Regions from separate parts of the Homo sapiens genome. Here all the other regions are linked to region 2. The links are chromatin contacts, found by Hi-C or POLR2A ChIA-PET in ENCODE. All regions are on one chromosome and are shown on one strand. The core of a region is the stretch at or near the end of the contact, and the rest is flanking DNA. Distances in the headings are between cores, read along the strand shown.

Evidence for each region. A loop is a pair of places that touch in the nucleus more often than their neighbours do. ChIA-PET counts read pairs that join two places held with the same protein, here RNA polymerase II (POLR2A). Pooled maps may share reads with other maps.
Region 1: a loop to region 2 is called in a pooled map, with 8 times the contacts of the local background. The contact joins the promoter of TIMM44 here to the promoter of ARHGEF18-AS1 in region 2. A Hi-C loop is called at or near these places in 6 of 50 pooled maps. POLR2A ChIA-PET finds 5 or more read pairs at or near these places in 2 of 52 experiments (B cell and WTC11).
Region 3: a loop to region 2 is called in a map of ascending aorta, with 4 times the contacts of the local background. The contact joins the promoter of ELAVL1 here to the promoter of ARHGEF18-AS1 in region 2. A Hi-C loop is called at or near these places in 1 of 168 maps with a recorded cell type or tissue (ascending aorta) and 6 of 50 pooled maps. POLR2A ChIA-PET finds 5 or more read pairs at or near these places in 1 of 52 experiments (GM12878).
Region 4: a pooled map shows a loop between it and region 2 (3-fold over the local background). The contact joins the promoter of SH2D3A here to the promoter of ARHGEF18-AS1 in region 2. A Hi-C loop is called at or near these places in 2 of 50 pooled maps. POLR2A ChIA-PET finds 5 or more read pairs at or near these places in 2 of 52 experiments (WTC11 and activated CD4-positive, alpha-beta T cell).
Region 5: a loop to region 2 is called in a pooled map, with 5 times the contacts of the local background. The contact joins the promoter of SNAPC2 here to the promoter of ARHGEF18-AS1 in region 2. A Hi-C loop is called at or near these places in 3 of 37 single-sample maps with no recorded cell type and 6 of 50 pooled maps. POLR2A ChIA-PET finds 5 or more read pairs at or near these places in 1 of 52 experiments (activated CD4-positive, alpha-beta T cell).

What each region holds. Positions count from the first base shown.
Region 1 is chr19:7,942,207-7,945,204 of GRCh38, reverse strand. It overlaps TIMM44 (translocase of inner mitochondrial membrane 44), which reads left to right and starts at 1,539. Exons shown (of 13, transcript NM_006351.4): 1 at 1,539-1,598. The coding sequence starts at 1,554. RefSeq lists enhancers at 345-887, 888-1,431, 1,436-1,805, 1,432-1,974, 1,975-2,518 and a silencer at 1,336-1,405.
Region 2 is chr19:7,393,781-7,397,180 of GRCh38, reverse strand. It overlaps ARHGEF18-AS1 (ARHGEF18 antisense RNA 1), which reads left to right and starts at 2,122. Exons shown (of 2, transcript NR_186326.1): 1 at 2,122-2,188. All of the region lies in intron 10 of ARHGEF18 (Rho/Rac guanine nucleotide exchange factor 18), which reads right to left. RefSeq lists an enhancer at 1,255-1,434 and silencers at 1,645-2,214, 1,923-2,363.
Region 3 is chr19:8,004,243-8,007,587 of GRCh38, reverse strand. It overlaps ELAVL1 (ELAV like RNA binding protein 1), which reads left to right and starts at 1,947. Exons shown (of 6, transcript NM_001419.3): 1 at 1,947-2,093. It overlaps LOC105372266 (a long non-coding RNA gene), which reads right to left and starts at 1,775. Exons shown (of 4, transcript XR_936302.2): 1 at 1,630-1,775. RefSeq lists silencers at 1,572-2,061, 2,292-2,491, 2,522-2,571.
Region 4 is chr19:6,765,546-6,768,908 of GRCh38, reverse strand. SH2D3A (SH2 domain containing 3A) reads left to right here and starts at 1,474. Exons shown (of 10, transcript NM_005490.3): 1 at 1,474-1,522. RefSeq lists a silencer at 936-995 and an enhancer at 3,084-3,363.
Region 5 is chr19:7,918,598-7,921,641 of GRCh38, reverse strand. It overlaps SNAPC2 (small nuclear RNA activating complex polypeptide 2), which reads right to left and starts at 1,304. Exons shown (of 5, transcript NM_003083.4): 1 at 1,093-1,304; 2 at 100-219. The coding sequence starts at 1,275. TGFBR3L (transforming growth factor beta receptor 3 like) reads right to left here. Exons shown (of 7, transcript NM_001419781.1): 7 at 2,545-2,725. RefSeq lists enhancers at 1-76, 1,777-2,276, 2,952-3,044 and silencers at 745-944, 1,025-1,254.

The sequences.
Region 1 (2,998 bases), core at 290-2,789, 550 kb before region 2:
TGTAGTGTAGTGTAGTGGCACGATCACGGCTCACTACAGCCTTAACTTCCCGGGCCTCAACGATCCTCCCATCTCAGCCTCCTGAGTAGCTGGGACTACAAGCACATGCTACCACGCCAAGCTAATGTTTTGTATTTGTTGTAAAGAAGAGGTCTTCACTATGTTGCCCAGGCTGGTCTCAAACTCTTGGGCTGGAGAGATCCTCCCGCCTCAGTGTCCCAAAGTGCTGGGATTATAGGCATGAGCCACCGCGCCCGGCCAAACTCCGTACTTTCAACCACAACTAAGAATCCATATTTCTAGCCCAGACCTTATTCTTAGCAACACACCTGTGTACACCAACCGCTTAACTAGTTTGCTCCTCTTGGCATCAAGACATCTCGAACAAAGCCAGAGTGGAAGCCCTCATCTCTTACCCCCACCTTGAGGGGGAGCTCCTGAGATGGAGAACACAAGTCTATCCATCGCAGAAGCCAGGAATGCATGCTCTCCGGGGCCAAGCTGCCTCCCTTTGAAATAATGAAGTCCCATAAACCCATATCACAGGTTAGTAATGCAAAAAGACCGGGTGCGGTAGCTCACGCCTGTAATCCCAGTGACTCAGAGGCTGAGGCAGGAGGATCGCTTGAGCTTGGGAATTGGAGGCTGCAGTGAGCTAGATTACGACACTGCACTCTAGCCTGGGTGACAGAGCAAGCCTCTGGCTCTATAAAAAAAAAAAAGGATCCAATAAGACAAACAGCAACAGCAACATACATTAGCTCTCCCAGGGGACCAACCCTCCTCCTCATACCCGGATTGCATGGCCATGTTAAAATACCGCCACCTGGTGGCGGCATTCTTCGAATGGAAAATAGCATCTGGGGTGCTGAAATGACAAAGGCCTGAGCGTCTTCAGATCAGAGTGTCAGTTCACACTGAATCGAAGTAGGACTGGACCACAGTCAGCCCGCTCTCAGCTTCCTCTTCTTATTCGGGGTCAAAACCAACAGGCGTCTTCCCAAAGCGCCGCACAAGAGTGGGCTCCTTCGCTTTCTCGGAGCGACTCACTTGCTGGTCTCTCAGCCATTGTCAATCAATCAGTCATTGCAGGGGCAGCCATAGACAATTACTCTGGAGCTGGTCCGCCGGTCAATCAGAATCCAATCGAATCCGTCCTTGTGGTCGGTGGATCCACGTGCCTGTACCACCTGCCACCAGCGCCCGGCGCGTTCTGTAGCCGAATCACCGCAAGTGACGGAATACACGCCCCTGGGCTCCGCCCCCTCGTAGTCGCGCCCAATCACAGATCTGACCCTCCCAGGAGTGCCCTCCCCCGGGCCACATCCAGTCACGGGCCCCGTCCTTCCAAAACACTGCCCTATCAGAGGTCAAGCTCTCTAGGCATTCCCTACCCTTTTAATGCCCCGCCCTATGACGGACCCAATCGGAGGGCTCTCCCTACCCGAAACCCCGCTCCTGGAGCGGCTTTTCTCAGGCTTGCGCGGCTCTAGGCCGAAGCGGCGGATGACGCAACCGGGCCGCGCCGCGAGAAGGTCACACGATTCTCCAACATGGCGGCGGCGGCCCTGCGGAGTGGCTGGTGCCGCTGTCCACGGGTGAGCGGCGGTGCGGCGCTGGCAGGGCGAGCTTAGGGGTCTTCTGGGCCTTCGGCCACCAAGGCTTTCTTCTCAGACCCTTGGCCTTCGCGACCCTTGCTTGGGCTCCTTAGAAAGCTTGGGGTTAGATCTTTGGGTAGCAGAGGCCAGGACAGGGGGCACAGAGCGTGGCCTGAGGGCGGGGACCGAGCTTACCGGGCAGGGGGCGGCGATGCGCGGGACCTGGGAGGGAGCTGATCACCCTTCGCCCTCTGATCAGACTCCACGTATACAGGAGAGAGAATGGTAGCCGGGGCGGCGGCGTCCCGTGGAAAAAAGTAGAGGGGAAGGCAAAAAAACGTGAAATTCACAGCTCGCGGTTAAATGCCAAGTTCTCTACCGAGAGCATTTCTTGTCTCGTTTCTTCTAACGTTCATTGTGGATGTGCGAGAGGTGGTTCGCGCCCTAGCAGGCTCTTGGGTCCACAGGGCAGTGGCAGTCAAGACGTGTAAGGCGCACTCAGAAAGTAGTACTTCATATTGCTCGTGCTCTTCGTTTTTTCTTTTTTCTCTTTTTTTTTTTTTTTTGAGACAGAGTTTCGCTCTTGTCGCCCAGTCTGGAGTGCAATGGCGCGATCTCGGCTCACTGCAACTTCTGCCTCCTTCTGCCTCCGGGTTCAAGCGATTCTCCTGCCTCAGCCTCAGGTGGATCACCTGAGGTCAGGAGTTCGAGATCCACTGGCCCACATGGTGAAATCCCATCTCTACTAAAACCCCATCTGTACTAAAAATACAAAAAAATTAGCCGGGCATGGTGGCGCGCTCCTGTAATCCCAACTACTTGGGAGGCTGAGGCAGGAGAATCACTTGAACCCGGCAGGCGGAGATTGCAGTGAGCCGAGATCCTGCCACTTTACTCCAGCCTGGGCAACAGAGGGAGACTCCGTCTCAAAAAAAAAAAAAAAAGTTATCCTCAAGTAAATACAGGAGATAGTAGGCACCTGTGTAAGTTTGGGATGTTGCATAGGGTTCTCAGAGGTAGGAGGCAGAGAACAGAGAGAAAAACGGCCCAGGAAATGTGGAAATGGTGGAGAAGTTGTACCTGGTCTTTTGACATCAACACGCCAGGTTCTGTGCTGGGTGACAGGGTGCCGAGCTGAACAGGACCTGCACAGAGCTTTTTTTTTTTCCCCCAATTTTTTATGGAGGCAGGGTCTAGCTATGTTGCCCAGGCTGGTCTCAAACTCCTGAGCTCAAACGATCCTTCCGCCTCAGCCTCCCAAAGTATCGGGATTACAGGCATGAGCCACCAGCTCAGTGCCTGCACAGAACTTAAGGCAAGATCTCGGCTCACTGCACCCTCCACCTCCCGGGTTTAAGCAATACTACAGGTGTGTGGGACTACAGGTGTGTGCCACCACG
Region 2 (3,400 bases), core at 873-3,372:
ATGAAATGTATTATGCCTGCCAGCTGTTTGCTCTTTTTTGCTCTAGAACAAACACATCTTCATTTTTTTTTTTTTTTTTTTTTCGCAAAAAGGCTTGCTGACCTACAGAAATAGGAAACTACTGATAAAGCGTAAACCCTGACTCGGTCCAAACAACATCCGAGATGCTCAAATTTTCCAAACTCTTTATAATTTGGAATGTTAACCTAAACATCCAAGCCTGGGAGCATTCGCATATGCAAAGGGTGTATAACACTGATGGAAAGTTTGCCATATGCCAGACACTTCTGTGATGCACCTTACACAGATTACTTCATAGAAACCCCAACCAACCCTTATTCCCATTTTAAAGATGGGAAGACGGAAACTTAGTGAAGTTACACGGCTAACAGGTGGTGGAACTGGGACCAGAACCCAGCTCGGATCTGACCTCAAGCCTGTGCTCCTGACACTTCTTTTTTTTTTTTTTTAGACAGTCTTGCTCTGTCGCCAGGCTGGAGTGCAGTGGCCCGATCGCGGCTCACTGCAACTTCTGCCTCCCGAGTTCAAGTGATTCCCCTGCCTCAGCCTCCAGAGTAGCTGGAACTACAGGCGCCCGCTACCATGCCCGGCTAATTTTTGTATTTTAGTAGAGATGGGGTTTCACCATGTTGGCCAGGATGGTCTCGATCTCCTGACCTCGTGATCCACCCACCTTGGCCTCCCAAAGTGCTGGGATTACAGGCTTGAGCCACCGCGCCCAGCCTCTCCTGACACCTCTTACAGCTGGAGGATTAATCATTCACTCAGACACCTGCAAAACTCATCCCTTGGCCACTGGGCTGTCTATACTGTCCTGAACTCTCTCTCTGGTCAATGGGAAGAGAATGGGGCCCTTCAAAGCTACTGGCTGGAGCTTCATCTCCGCGAAAACAAGGCAAAGGGGAAAAGGTGTGTTGGCCGCTTCGCTTCCGTGGTAAAACTTTAAGAATGTTTTTTAATCCTGTGGTCCAGGCTTTAATCTCAACAGAGCAAGAGATAAGGGGCAGATAGCCACAGCAAAACACTCAAGTGCTAGTAGAATTAACGCAGGAAAAGAAAACCAAATACTGCACTTTCCCACTTGTAAGTGGAGCTAAACCTTGGGTACTCATGGACACCAAGAAGACAACAGAAACTGGGCTCTACTAGAGCGGGAAGGGAAGGAGGAGGTCAAGGGTTGAAACTATCTATTGAGTACTATGCTCAGTACCTGGGTGACGAGATCAGTCACACCCCAAACCTCAGCATCACGCAATATATCCAGGTAACAAACCTGTACATGTACCCCCTCAATCTCAAATAAAAGTTGAAATTTAAAAACGTAAAACAAAACGAAACATGTAAGGACCAGGGGAAAGCTTCTCGTTCCCGTCCGCAATGAAAGCACCAACTGAGTTCTTATACAAGAAACTAAAACCCATGGCACAGATAGTTCTCACGGTTTTGCACCCAAACGCTCCCTGCCAGGGAGGGCTGTCTGCTCCGGGGTGTGAGGGTTCTCCCGGGAGGCCTGAAATACGACGGTGCTGGGTATTGTGGTGGGTTCCATTCCATCCCTGGTCCTGCCCCGGGCGCTCCTGAACGAGGAGCAGAGGCTGGGGCCCAAGTGACCCCTCCTCTCCTCTCCTGGAGGAGAGTAAGCCGTAGCACCCCAGGACTGGCTGGGGCTCGGACGGAGCGGGCGGGCATCGTCTGCACCTCTGCACCCTGCAATCGCCGCCTAGAGCCTCCATGCATTGAAGGAGCAGCCTGCACCCCAGCACCCGTTCGCCTGCCTGGAGAAGTCCCCCAGGAGCCGGCGGGAGGCCCGAGGCAGCCCCGGGGGTCCCGCGCCCCAGGCCACCCCCTGAAGAGACCGAGGGCCCCCTCCTGAGCCCCGTTTTCCTCGGGACCGCCCCGCCGCCGTCCTCACCTCGGCCCGATCGCCCGCAGGCCGCTCTCCGCCAGCTCCTCTGCCACTCTCGCAGCCGCCTCCGATGCCTCCGTCCGGCCCCCCCAGATCCACAGTAGCTAGCAGCTGGGAGCCGGAAGCGGGAAGCCGCGCGAGGAGAGCAGCGCATGCGCGATCCCGCCTCGGAGGCGGGGCAGAGGGCGTGACCCGGAAGGAGGCGTGCCCTCGAGGGCGGGGCGCTCCCGGGGACCTGGGGCTGCTGCTCCCCGAGCCGTGGTGAGGGGGCGTCGGCTCGGCCTTGAGAGGGGCGCGGGCACCGAAGTGGGAGGGTGCTCGCGGCGAGGGTGAGGGCGACTTTTGAGGGGCGGGTCAGCGGGGTTGGGGGGCTTTTTGAAGGAGAGCAATGCGAGCCTGGCTGTCAGTAGGGCCGGGGGCTCTGAGGGGACAGCTGGGTTGCGGGGATCCAGAGGGAGAGCAGCAGGGTTAGGTGGGCGTTTTGTGGGGTTAACGGAAGCCTGGGTGATTAGCGCGGCTGGGGAGGGAGTCCTGAGGAGGACAGCGGTTTGGAGAATCTCAAGGGGGGTACAGCACAGTTAGGGGGACCCTGAGGGAGGACAGCGGGGTTGGGGGACCCCAAGGGAGGACAGCGGGGTTGGGGGGACCCCGAGGGAGGACAGCGGAGTTGGGGGACCCCGAGGGAGGATAGCGGGGTTAAGGGGACCCCAAGGGAGGACAGTGGAGCTGGGGGTGTTTTGGAAGAATCAACGGATGCCTGGAGGGGTTGTCAGTGGGCTCCTACGGGCTCGTTAGGATTGGAAGTACCTAAGGGGGGCACTCCCAGTGGTGGGGAGTCCTAGCGGGGAGAGTCCAAGAAATGGAGAGGGCAGGGTCTGTCACCTGAGAAAAAAGAAGCAGCATCAGGGAGTGGTGGGGGGATCACTTCATCCCAGGAGTTCAGGACCACCAGTCTGGGCAACATAGCAAGACCCCATCTCTACAAAACATTTTTTAAAATGAGCAGGGCATGGAGGCGCCTGCCTGTGGTCCCAACTCCTCCAGAGGCTGAGGTGGGAGGATGACTTGAGCCTGGGAGGTCCAGGCTGCGGTGAGCTATGATCATGCCTCCAGAGGCTGAGGTGGGAGGATGACTTGAGCCTGGGAGGTCCAGGCTGCAGTGAGCTATAATCATGCCACTGCACTCCAGCCTGGACAACAGAGCAAGACTCTGTCTCAAAATAACAACAACAAAAAAAGAGGCAGCATAGACTTCAGAAAGGTGGGTCTGGGAAAAATGAATCATATACCTCTCCAGTGGTCTCAGACACCCCAACATAGATACCATCAGATCCCCTAAACACAGGCACCCAGGCAGGTGCCATCAGATACCCAAAACAGGCTTCCAGGTAACCCCCAAATATGTCAGACACTCCACATAGGTCCAGCAGATACCCCCAAACACATACTAGATAACCCCAATACAGATGCTGT
Region 3 (3,345 bases), core at 698-3,197, 610 kb before region 2:
AAGGACTGCTTGAGGTCAGGAGTTAAACCTGTGGGATGATTGCACCTGTGAACAGCCACTGCACTCCAGCCTGGGCAACACAGTGAGACCCAATCTCTAAAAAGCTTTCCTAGGCCGGGTGGTGGCTCATGCCTGTAATCCCAGCACTTTGGGAGGCCGAGGTGGGTGGATCACTTGAGGCCAGGAGTTTGAGACCAGCCTGGCCAACATGGCAAAACCCCATCTCTACTAAAACCACAAGAATTAGCTGGGTGTGATGTTGCACGCCTGTGATCCCAGCTACTTGGGAGGCTGAGGCACGAGAATCACTTGAATAGGGAGGCAGAGGTTGCAGTGAGCTGAGATCACACCACTGCATTCCAGCCTGCACAGCAGAGTGAGACCCTGTCTCCAAAAAAAAAAAAAAAAAAAAAAAAAACTTCTAAGAAAATATGATTAAAAAAAGAAACAGGCTGGGCACCGTGGCTCCCGCCTGTAATCCCAACACTTTGGGAGGCCAAAGCAGGAGGATCACTTAAGTCTAGAAGTTTGAGACCAGCCTAGGCAATACAGCAAGACCTCATCGCTACAAAAAAATAAAACATTAGCCAGGCATAGTGGCACATCCTGTAGTCTAAGCTACTCAGGAATCTGAAGCCGGAGGATTGATTGCCTGAGCTGGGGAAGTTGAGGCTGCAGTTAGCTGTGATCATACCACCGCACTCCAAATTGGGTGACAGAGTGAGATCCTGTCTCAAAAAAAAAAAAAAAAAAAGAAAAACAAAATTGTAGGCCAGGCGCAGTGGCTCAAGCCTGTAATCCCAGCACTTTGGGAGGCTGAGGCGGGCAGATCACGAGGTCAAGAGATACAGATCATCATGGCCAACACGGTGAAACCCCGTCTCTACTAAAAATACAAAAATTAGCTGGTTGTGGTGGCGCAGCGCCTGTAGGCCCAACTACTTAGGAGGCTGAGGCAGGAGAATCGCTTGAACCTGGGAAGCGGAGGTTGCAGTGAGCGGAGATCACGCCACTGCACTCCAGCCTGGCGACAGAGCGAGTCTCCGTCTCAAATAAATAAATAAATAAATAAAAATAAAAAGACTATTATTTTCAGATCATAAAAAAAAAAAAGAAAAAATTAGGCAGAGTGCAGGCATGCCTGTAATCCCAGCTCTTTGGGAGGCGGAGGCAGGAGAATCGCTTGAGTCCAGGAGTTCGAGACCAGCCTGGGCAACAGAACCAGAGCCCATCTTTACATAAAAAAAAATTAAACATGTAGCTTGCATGTATTTCTACTAGGGCATTCTAGGCCAGCGCTGGTTTAGAATGTTAGCCCAATAAGACCAGGTATTTTTTTTCTGCTCACTGCCCATACAGTGATTGACACACAGTAGGCGCTCAATGACATTTTAATGAATGAATGAGATGCTGAGCCTTCGGGAACTGGCTTGCTCAAAGAGCCAGCACCGATGAAGCGCTGACCACGTTCCATGCCCCGCCTCCTCAGCGCACCAGAGAAGGAAACTGAGGCCCGGCAAGGTGACGTCAGCTCCTGCCCAACGGCACGTAGTGCGGAAACGTCGGGGCCGGGATTCGAACCCAGGTTCTGTACCCGTAACCCCGGCGCGCTGACCTTTCCTACCTTACCGGGCGGCGGCAGGACAGACAGGTGCGGGACACACGGCGAGCGCTCAACCAGAGGCGCCGCTCCTCAGCCACCGCCTTCCGTCAGCCTCCGAGGGCCGGAACCCAGTTCGCCCCCTCCGCGGCCATCGCTGGCTGCCCGCGTCTCCGCCGGCCGCGGAGCACTTCGCAGGCGGCGCCGACCGGAAGTCCCGCCTCTCCCGCGCGCCCCGGAGCGCCGCGACAGCTACGCCGGCCAATGAGCAGCGCGCCGTGGCGGACGTCGGCCAATGGGCTCGCGCGCGGGGGGGGCGTGTCCGGGCCGCGGGCCGGAGCGGGTCGTGCGCGCTGAGGAGGAGCCGCTGCCGCCGTCGCCGTCGCCGCCACCGCCGCCACCGCTACCGAGGCCGAGCGGAGCCGTTAGCGCCGCGCCGCCGCCGCCTCCCGCCCGCCCCGGAGCAGCCCCGGGCCCGCCCGCCCGCATCCAGGTGAGGCGGTGGGGGGCCTTCGGCGGCGCCCGACGGGGTAGGCCGCGGCAGGCCTGAGCTCGCCTGGCCTGGCCGCGGGGCGCCCGCGGGCCTGCACCGGCCGAGGCCCAGGCCGCGCCGGACCGGGGGAGGGGACGCGCGCTGGGGCCGCGGCGGGCGGGTCGGGGCGGGCCGGTGTGGGCGCCGGCTACAGGCCCCGGGGCCGGATTCCTCTGGCGCCTCGAGGGACGGGCGAGGGGGATACGGCGTGGGCATGCGCCGGGGGGCCGGGCTGCACGGCCGGGGGCCCCGGTCGCCTTGGAAGCCCGGGCTCCGGGGGCGGGAGAGTGGGGCCAGCTACGGGGGAGCGCCGGGAACGCTTTGAGCGCGCAGAGGTCACGGCCCACGGGCTTGCTCCCCCGGGAAATCCCACAGATTCTTTTGTGGTCGTTGTCAGAGCACCGCGGCCGGTGCGAGGTCCTTTGAGAAGTGTGCAAACCCTTCAGTAGATACACGGGAGTCCTGGGGGAAAAAAAAAATCTAAACTGCATCTTTTTTTGAGCGCCATCTCTAACAAAGCTGTTTGTGGGGCGTGGGACGTTAGGATTTGTAAAATATGTGTGTGTGCCTGTTGGAAACACAAGCTGCACACAGTTGAACAATGGGGGATGGATGCCCTTCCTTCCTTTTCCGGTGCTCTGGGCTGCGGGGCTTGTTAAAATGGGTTTTGGTCCCTACTGTGTGCAGGGCAGGTGGAGAAGAACTTCTGCACAACTTCTGCATGGGCTTCCCGTGGTGGGACTGAGCCCCCTTGCTAGAAAGTGTTCATCTAAGATCCGGATGGCCAGAAATGGGAAGATGAGGAGAATGATCTGTCTAGAGCAGGGTTTCTCGACGTTGGCCCTACTGATGTTTGGGGTCAGATAGTTTTTGGTTGTGGTGGTAGTGGGGGCTTCCCTGTGCAATGTAGGAAGTTGAGCCGTATTCCTGGCCTCTACCCACTAGATGCCAGCAGTATCCCCATGCTCCAAGTCGTGAGGATCAAAAGTATCTCCAAACATTGCCAGATGGCTCGGGTTGCGGGGGAGGGGTCTCTTCCACTCTCACACGCACAGGTGAGAACCATTACTGAACTAAATGCTCTTCCTCCAAAAGTTCTAATGCCCTGGGAGATGCTCCCAAGACCTCGAACAAGCTTGACTCTGTTGAGCCTTAGTTTTCTTATCTATAAAATGGGAAGGACAAAAGTGTGGTGCAAATTGAAGAGGGTGGA
Region 4 (3,363 bases), core at 225-2,724, 630 kb after region 2:
GACCAGTCTGGCCGAGACCCCATCTCTACTAAAAATACAAAAATTAGCCTGTAATCCCAGCTACTCGGGAGTCTACAGCCGGAGAATCGCTTGAACCGGGGAGGTGGAGGTTGCAGTGAGCTGAGACTGCTGCCACTGCACTCCAGTCTGGGCAACGAGAGTGAAACTCCATCTCAAAAAATAAAATAAAATAAAATAAAGGCAAGTTGACAGAACAGCCCTTGTGTACAGTAAGTGCTCAATAAATGTTAGCTGCTGCTACTGCTTTTAAGACTGTGGTTACTGGGGCCAAGCACAGTGGTTCATGCTTGCTTGTAATCTCAGCGCTCTGGGAGGCCAAGGCAGGAAGTTCGCATGAGCCCAGGAGTTCCAGAGCCTGGGCAGCATAGTAAGACGCCACATCTACAAAAAATAAAATAAAATCAGCTGGGTGTGGTGGTGTGCACCTTTAGTCTCAGCTGCTTGGAAGGCTGAAGCGGGAGGATAGCTTAAGCCCAGGAGGTTGAGGCTACAGTGAGCTATGATCACCACTGCACTCCGGCCTGGGCAATATAGCAAGACCCTGTCTCTACAAGACAAGACTGATGTTAATATGAGGAACTCATCAATAAACGTGGCCAAAGAGTCCTCTCTCTTGCACTAGGTCCCTGTCACCTTTTCTCTTGTTCGTCTCCAGGCATCACGATGGAAGTCCCCCCCACCCTTCTTCCCACCTGGGAAACCACCTGAATGATTTGCCTTCCACCTCCACCAAAGTCCCGCCCCGCTCCAGCGTGCTGTCACTGAAGGAAGCTGTCGCGTTTTCCCGGACGTCTCTCCACAAAACCCGCCACCTAAATGGGGCTTCTTTCCGGAAAATCCGGGAGGGCGGTCTGGAGGAAGCGTACCCCTCCTTACGTCACAGCTGCCGCAGCTACCCCAGCCTGGCGTAAGAGCCCGAGGGAGTTGCCCTGCCCTGACCCGGAGCCTTGGCGGGGAGGGGAGAGAGGCACCCCACTCCACCCCGCCCTGGTCCCAAAGGGCCATGGGTGCTTGGGGCCGCCTGGGTGGAAGGGAGGGGCAGGGTTCTAAGGGGCGGGAACGTTGGGATGAAATTTCTTCTATTGCCCTAAGGGGCGGGGCTGAGAAGGAGGTGGCTGCGGGTGGGCGTAGTCATTCGGCGGTGGTCGTGGCTATATACAAGGGGAGGGGCCACTGGCAGGAAAGGATGCGTGGTGCTCCCCTAGTGGGCGGGGTCTATGGAGAAAGCGGTGCGATGCAGAAGGAGGCGTGGCTAGTAGCAAAAAAAATGGTTTTAAGGGGGCGGAGCAAGGGCCTGGGAAGTTAGTTTGAGGCGGGGCCCGCAGGGGGCGGGGTCTGCAGGAGGTGTGGTCAGGTAACTGGGCTGAGTTCCCACTAGGTGTGGTCTGGGAAGGCTGGGGCGGTGGCAAGGTGGAGGGCGGGGGTGACAGCAGCCCGGAGCCGCGGAGCCTCAGCTTCCGCCTGGACCCAGCCTCGTGGGAGCCCCGCGGGTCCTGCCCAGGTGAGTGGAGCCCCAGGGCAGATCCAGAACCAGGATTATTGGGATGGGGAGTCCTCTCTTTCCAGGTGGGGTCACCGGCTCGCAGGGAGGATCTGGGGTAGAAGAGGTCGCCTCGCGAATGAGAGGGTCGCTGTGCGTTACGCGTGTCGGTGTGCTCGGGCTCACCTGGGCGTGCCTCTCTAAGTGTATTTCCTGTGCAGCACAGAAAGCCATTGTTTCCATTTTTGCCTGAGTGATCCTCTTAAACGGCGAATCAGATCGGGCCCCTCCTTCACTTAAAACCCTTGGGTCATAGAGATTAAAATTCAAAGTCCACTAGTTTTTGCCTAGTCTCTCCTCCTGATCTCTCCAACCTCATTGCCCTCCTATCTACTCCTTCCTCATCGTATTCCGGCTACACCAGCCGCCTTGATGATGTAAAATGTAAAAAGCAAGTCCATCTCAGCTCCAGGCCTTTACCCTTACTGTACCCCTCACCCAGGCGACTCCTCCAAATCTTTGCCTAACTGCCTCCTTCTGTACTGAGGTCTCAGTTCCAATGTCACTTTATAGGAGAGGCTGTCCTGTCCAGCCTCCTCTATCACATCTCCCTGGCTTATCACTTTCATTGATAACTCTTAGAAATGGTCTGTCTTCTCCATTCATCTTGTGCTCGTTTGCAGTCTGTCTTGCGCAGCCGACTGCAAGCTCTGGAGGGCAGGGTGGTGCCGAGCTTTAATCTCCTTAGTCACTGTATCTCTAGGTCCTAGAACAGAGCCTGGTGCACAGCAAGTGCTCCAGCAATGGTCGTCCAACGTCAAAAGCGAGTCCTGCCTACATCTGTGTTTGTGTTGCCTGTGCTGGTGGTTCCCACCCTCCACGTCCTCCCCACACGTGGACACATGTTTATGATCCAACTGGAACATGAATAATCCCCTCTCTCCTCTCTCTATGCTTGGTCTGATTCCTGATTCTGCCCGTTTCTTCTCTTCCGTGCCCGAATAAATGATCCCAAAGGACTCAGAGGCAGGAGATGGCTTAGTTGGCCTTTGGCTGACCTATGGCCACCCTGTGTCCTCAAACTAACCAGAACCTTGCCATTGACTCAACTTCACTCTCACTAAGGGAGACACAAGACAGGAACTTGGGGTTGGGAAACTCTGCGACCGAGGCTAGCCCTGGTCCAGGTGACAAACAGGAAGTGCGCAGGCATTGCAAAGACACACCTGGCTTCAGGTATGCGGCACTGGCAGCTGGCTCCCTGCCCAGCGCTCCTCCCCTAAAGCCACCTAGGGCTGGTCTGGGAACTTCCTGCTGACTCAGGAGGCAGGAATTTCTCTGCAGACCCCACCAGAAGACTTTGCAGGGCTGCAGGGAGAGCTTGCAGGAGAGTAAGAAGCAGATTATCTTCTTCTGGACCATCCAGAGAAATCTCCCCCACCAGACACCTGAGACACACTGGCCCTGAGGCCTGTGAGATTATCGGGAAACTACCAAAATGTCTGAGATCCAAATTCAATCATCATGATAACCACATGTATGGGCTCCGAAATAGAAGGATCTGCAAAGGCAACATTGCTGTTTGCTGACATTGCTACAAAATGTGACCTTTTAAAAATCTTAACCCTGGGGTTACATTCTTTTTTTTTTTTTTTTTTTTGAGACGGAGTCTTGCTCTGTCACCCAGGCTGGAGTGCAGTGGTGTGATCTCGGTTCACTGCAGGGTCTGCCTCCTGGATTCAAGCGATTCTCTCTCCTCAGCCTCCTGAGTAGCTGGGACTACAGGCACACGCCACCATGCCTGGCTAATTTTTGTATTTTTAGTAGAGACGGGGTTTCACTGTGTTGACCAGGCTGGTCTC
Region 5 (3,044 bases), core at 55-2,554, 530 kb before region 2:
GCTCCTCCTGGGGATCCCCTAATCAGGTTATCCCCCGCAACTCCCACCTACCCACCAGGGACCTGCCCTGGACAGCCTCACCCTGTTCATCTGCCTCACCTCTATGGGGGCTGGGGGCTGTGCCTCCCGGCGCCTTGGTCCCTGAAGGCCACCCGGATGCACTTTCTGAATGGCCTCCCGGGCTACGCGGCCCTTGAGCTGCTGGAGGAAGACCCGGATCTAGAAAGGAAAGAGGCGGCGGAATGAGGCTTCTATGAGCTCAGGGCTGCAGCAGAGAAGCCAAAGCCCAATCCCTTGTATGCTCTGGGCCCCGCTACTGCGCCTTAGTCTCCTGCTGGCCCGGTGTTAGGAGTCCCAGTGACTGCCAAGGCCCCTACCCCACCCAGAGCGTGACCAGCTACCTAAGGAAGTTGTAAGGCCCAGGCCAGTTCCGGCTCCTTCACGCAGCCAGGGCCCAACCCTATGCTGACTACTACCCCGTTCAACTCCCTTCTTCGTCCCCTCTTCTCTATTCCCTCTCACTTCAAGCTCGTATCCTGTCCAACAGCATGCGTTGCTTTTCGCCCGGACTCGGCAGCATCTTACTCCCAGTTCATTCCGCCCGTTTAGCCCTCGCCTCACCCACGCATTACCCCGAGGCTCGCCCCGCCTTTAAAGCTTGCCCTCATCCCGCCCACGCCCCTCCCACGCCTTACTCCCAAAACGGCCCCGCCCTTAAGTCTTGCTATTAACCCGCCCACGCCCCGCCCCCAGGCTCGTCCTGCCCCTCAAACTCACCCACCCACTCTCCAAACCTCAGCGGCACGCACGCCCCGCCCCCGGCATCGCCCCGCCCCTCCGCTTCACTTATGCCCCGCCCACGTCTAGCTCCCAAGCTCGCCCCGCCCCTAGGTCTTCTCTTCCCGTCCACGCCCCGCCCCTCACCCCGCCCAGGCTCACCCACTAACGCCCCGCCACTCAGCCCCACGCCACGCCCCCGCTCGCTTACATTCCTGGCCCCGCCCCGCTGGCTCCTGCCGCAGCCCCGCCCACTCTCCGCCCCACCCCAGCCCCGCCTCCAGCCTGGCTCCGGTCCCGAGAACCGCATCTCACCTCAGCCTCGCTCCGGCCCCGCAGCTCCCGGGCCAGCTCGGTGGCGTCCGGCTCCGGCTGGCCCTGCCGCGCCTGCAGGAGTCGCACTAGCTGCCGCTTCTCGCGAGCGCTCCAGGTCGCGGGACCGGTCACCTCGCCCAGATAGCGCGCCGGGGCCGCTCGCCGCCTGGGAGGTGGCTTCATGCCGCTCAGAAAGAGGCAGGCGCTGTAAGGTCGCTTCTCCGATGGGCGGAGCTACGGGGGCCGCCGAGGTCAGAAAGAACCGCGCGGAGGCGGACGCGCGTGGGGGCGTGGCTTCGCGTTTGGAGGCCCGGGGAACCGCCCCAATGGAAGTGAAGGGGAGATCGGCACCGGAACTGGGGCGGGGCGAAGGAGACCCTCAGCCTGCACTTTATCTCATTCATGAAGTGGAGACGACACCTTGGATCCCATGCCCTCCCTCTGTTGCTGGACTAACTCATGAAGCTACTACTGTGTGCTTTGCTTCTCGCAGAGGGGTGGGTTCTGGCCGAAAGGTCAAGTCCGAAGATCCAGTCGGTCAAGAGCCTGGGCTCTGGGGTCAGACAGGCCTGGGGACTTTGGGCAAGTGATTTAGCCTTGCCGAGCCTCAGTTTCCTCCTCTGTAGACTGGGGCTGATAGTCCCACTCTTGTCTGTGTAAGGTAGAGTGGAGCTCGGGCAGGAGGGATTTAAGGAGCTCTAGACTAGACTGACAATCTAAGAGGAGGGCGAAGTCCAGACCAGGAGGGAACTGGAGCAGAGGCAGAAGGTCGAAGCGGAGCTAGGGCAGGGTCCGGGCGGGGGTAATGGAGAGCGGAGAAGGCCTGGCTTGAGAAAGATCGCAGGAGGCAGATGGGCAGGTGTCCGGGTAAGGAGAGGAGGGAGGGGGAAGGTTTATTTTAAACTTACGCTTGTGGGGTTGGGTGCCGCTTTTTTTTTTTTTTTAGACAGATTTTTGCTCTTGTTGCCCAGGCTGCAGTGCAATGGCGCGATCTCGGCTCACTGCAACCTCTGCCTCCTGGGTTCAAGCGATTCTCCTGCCTCAGCCTCCCCAGCAGCTGGGATTATAAGCACGCGCCACTACGCCCTGCTAATTCTTTTTTTGTTACTTTTTTTAGTAGGGACGGGGTTTCACCATGTCGGCCACGCTGGTCTGGAACTCCTGACCTCAAGTGATCCACCCACCTCGGCCTCCCAATGTGCTGGGATTACAGGCGGGAGCCACCGCGCCCGGCCGGGTGTCGCTTTCTGTTTGAGACAAAACGCCCTACAGTCTCCCATGGCCTGGGAGTGCACACGGGTATATGGGCATATGGGCCCCGTCCCCAGGCTCCACCCCTGTAAGTCACGATTTCTCAGGAATACCCCCCAAGTCCTGCTCCCAGCTTTCTCCCCAAGCCTCCCCACCTATCCCCCACCCCGCACGTTGCGCGCTCACTGACTGCACCAGAACTTAGCCGGTCAGTCCAGAGGTTTATTTTGAGCACAGGTGGGAGGGACAGGGGGAGGAGAGAAGCGCAGGGGTCGTGGCCTCATCAGGTCCGAGGTCCAGGGAGGCGGGTCCGGTCCTGTTGGTCCTGGTCCCGAATTGGTAGCTGGGTGTATCTCCGGACCATGTTGGGGGCGCACCATCCCTGGGAGGGGTGGCTGAGGCTCAGCGAGGGAGGGGACGCTACGCGGGCCACCTCCCTTCCCAGCAGACCACTAGCCTCTTCCATCGGTCTGCATGCCGGGGTGAGAGTGGGAGCCGGGTCCGAATGCTGAGTTCTCCTCGCCTAGTGCCTCTCCTCACCTAATGCCCCTGGCTCGACCCAAAGCCCGCGCCTGCCGCGGGTGACCCACTGCCTGAGTTCGAATCCAAGCTCCACCCAGTATTGTGACTTTTGACAAGTTACTTAATTCAGAGAATGCCTCATCATTCTCGTCTCTAAAATGGGGATTATAATAGTGTCC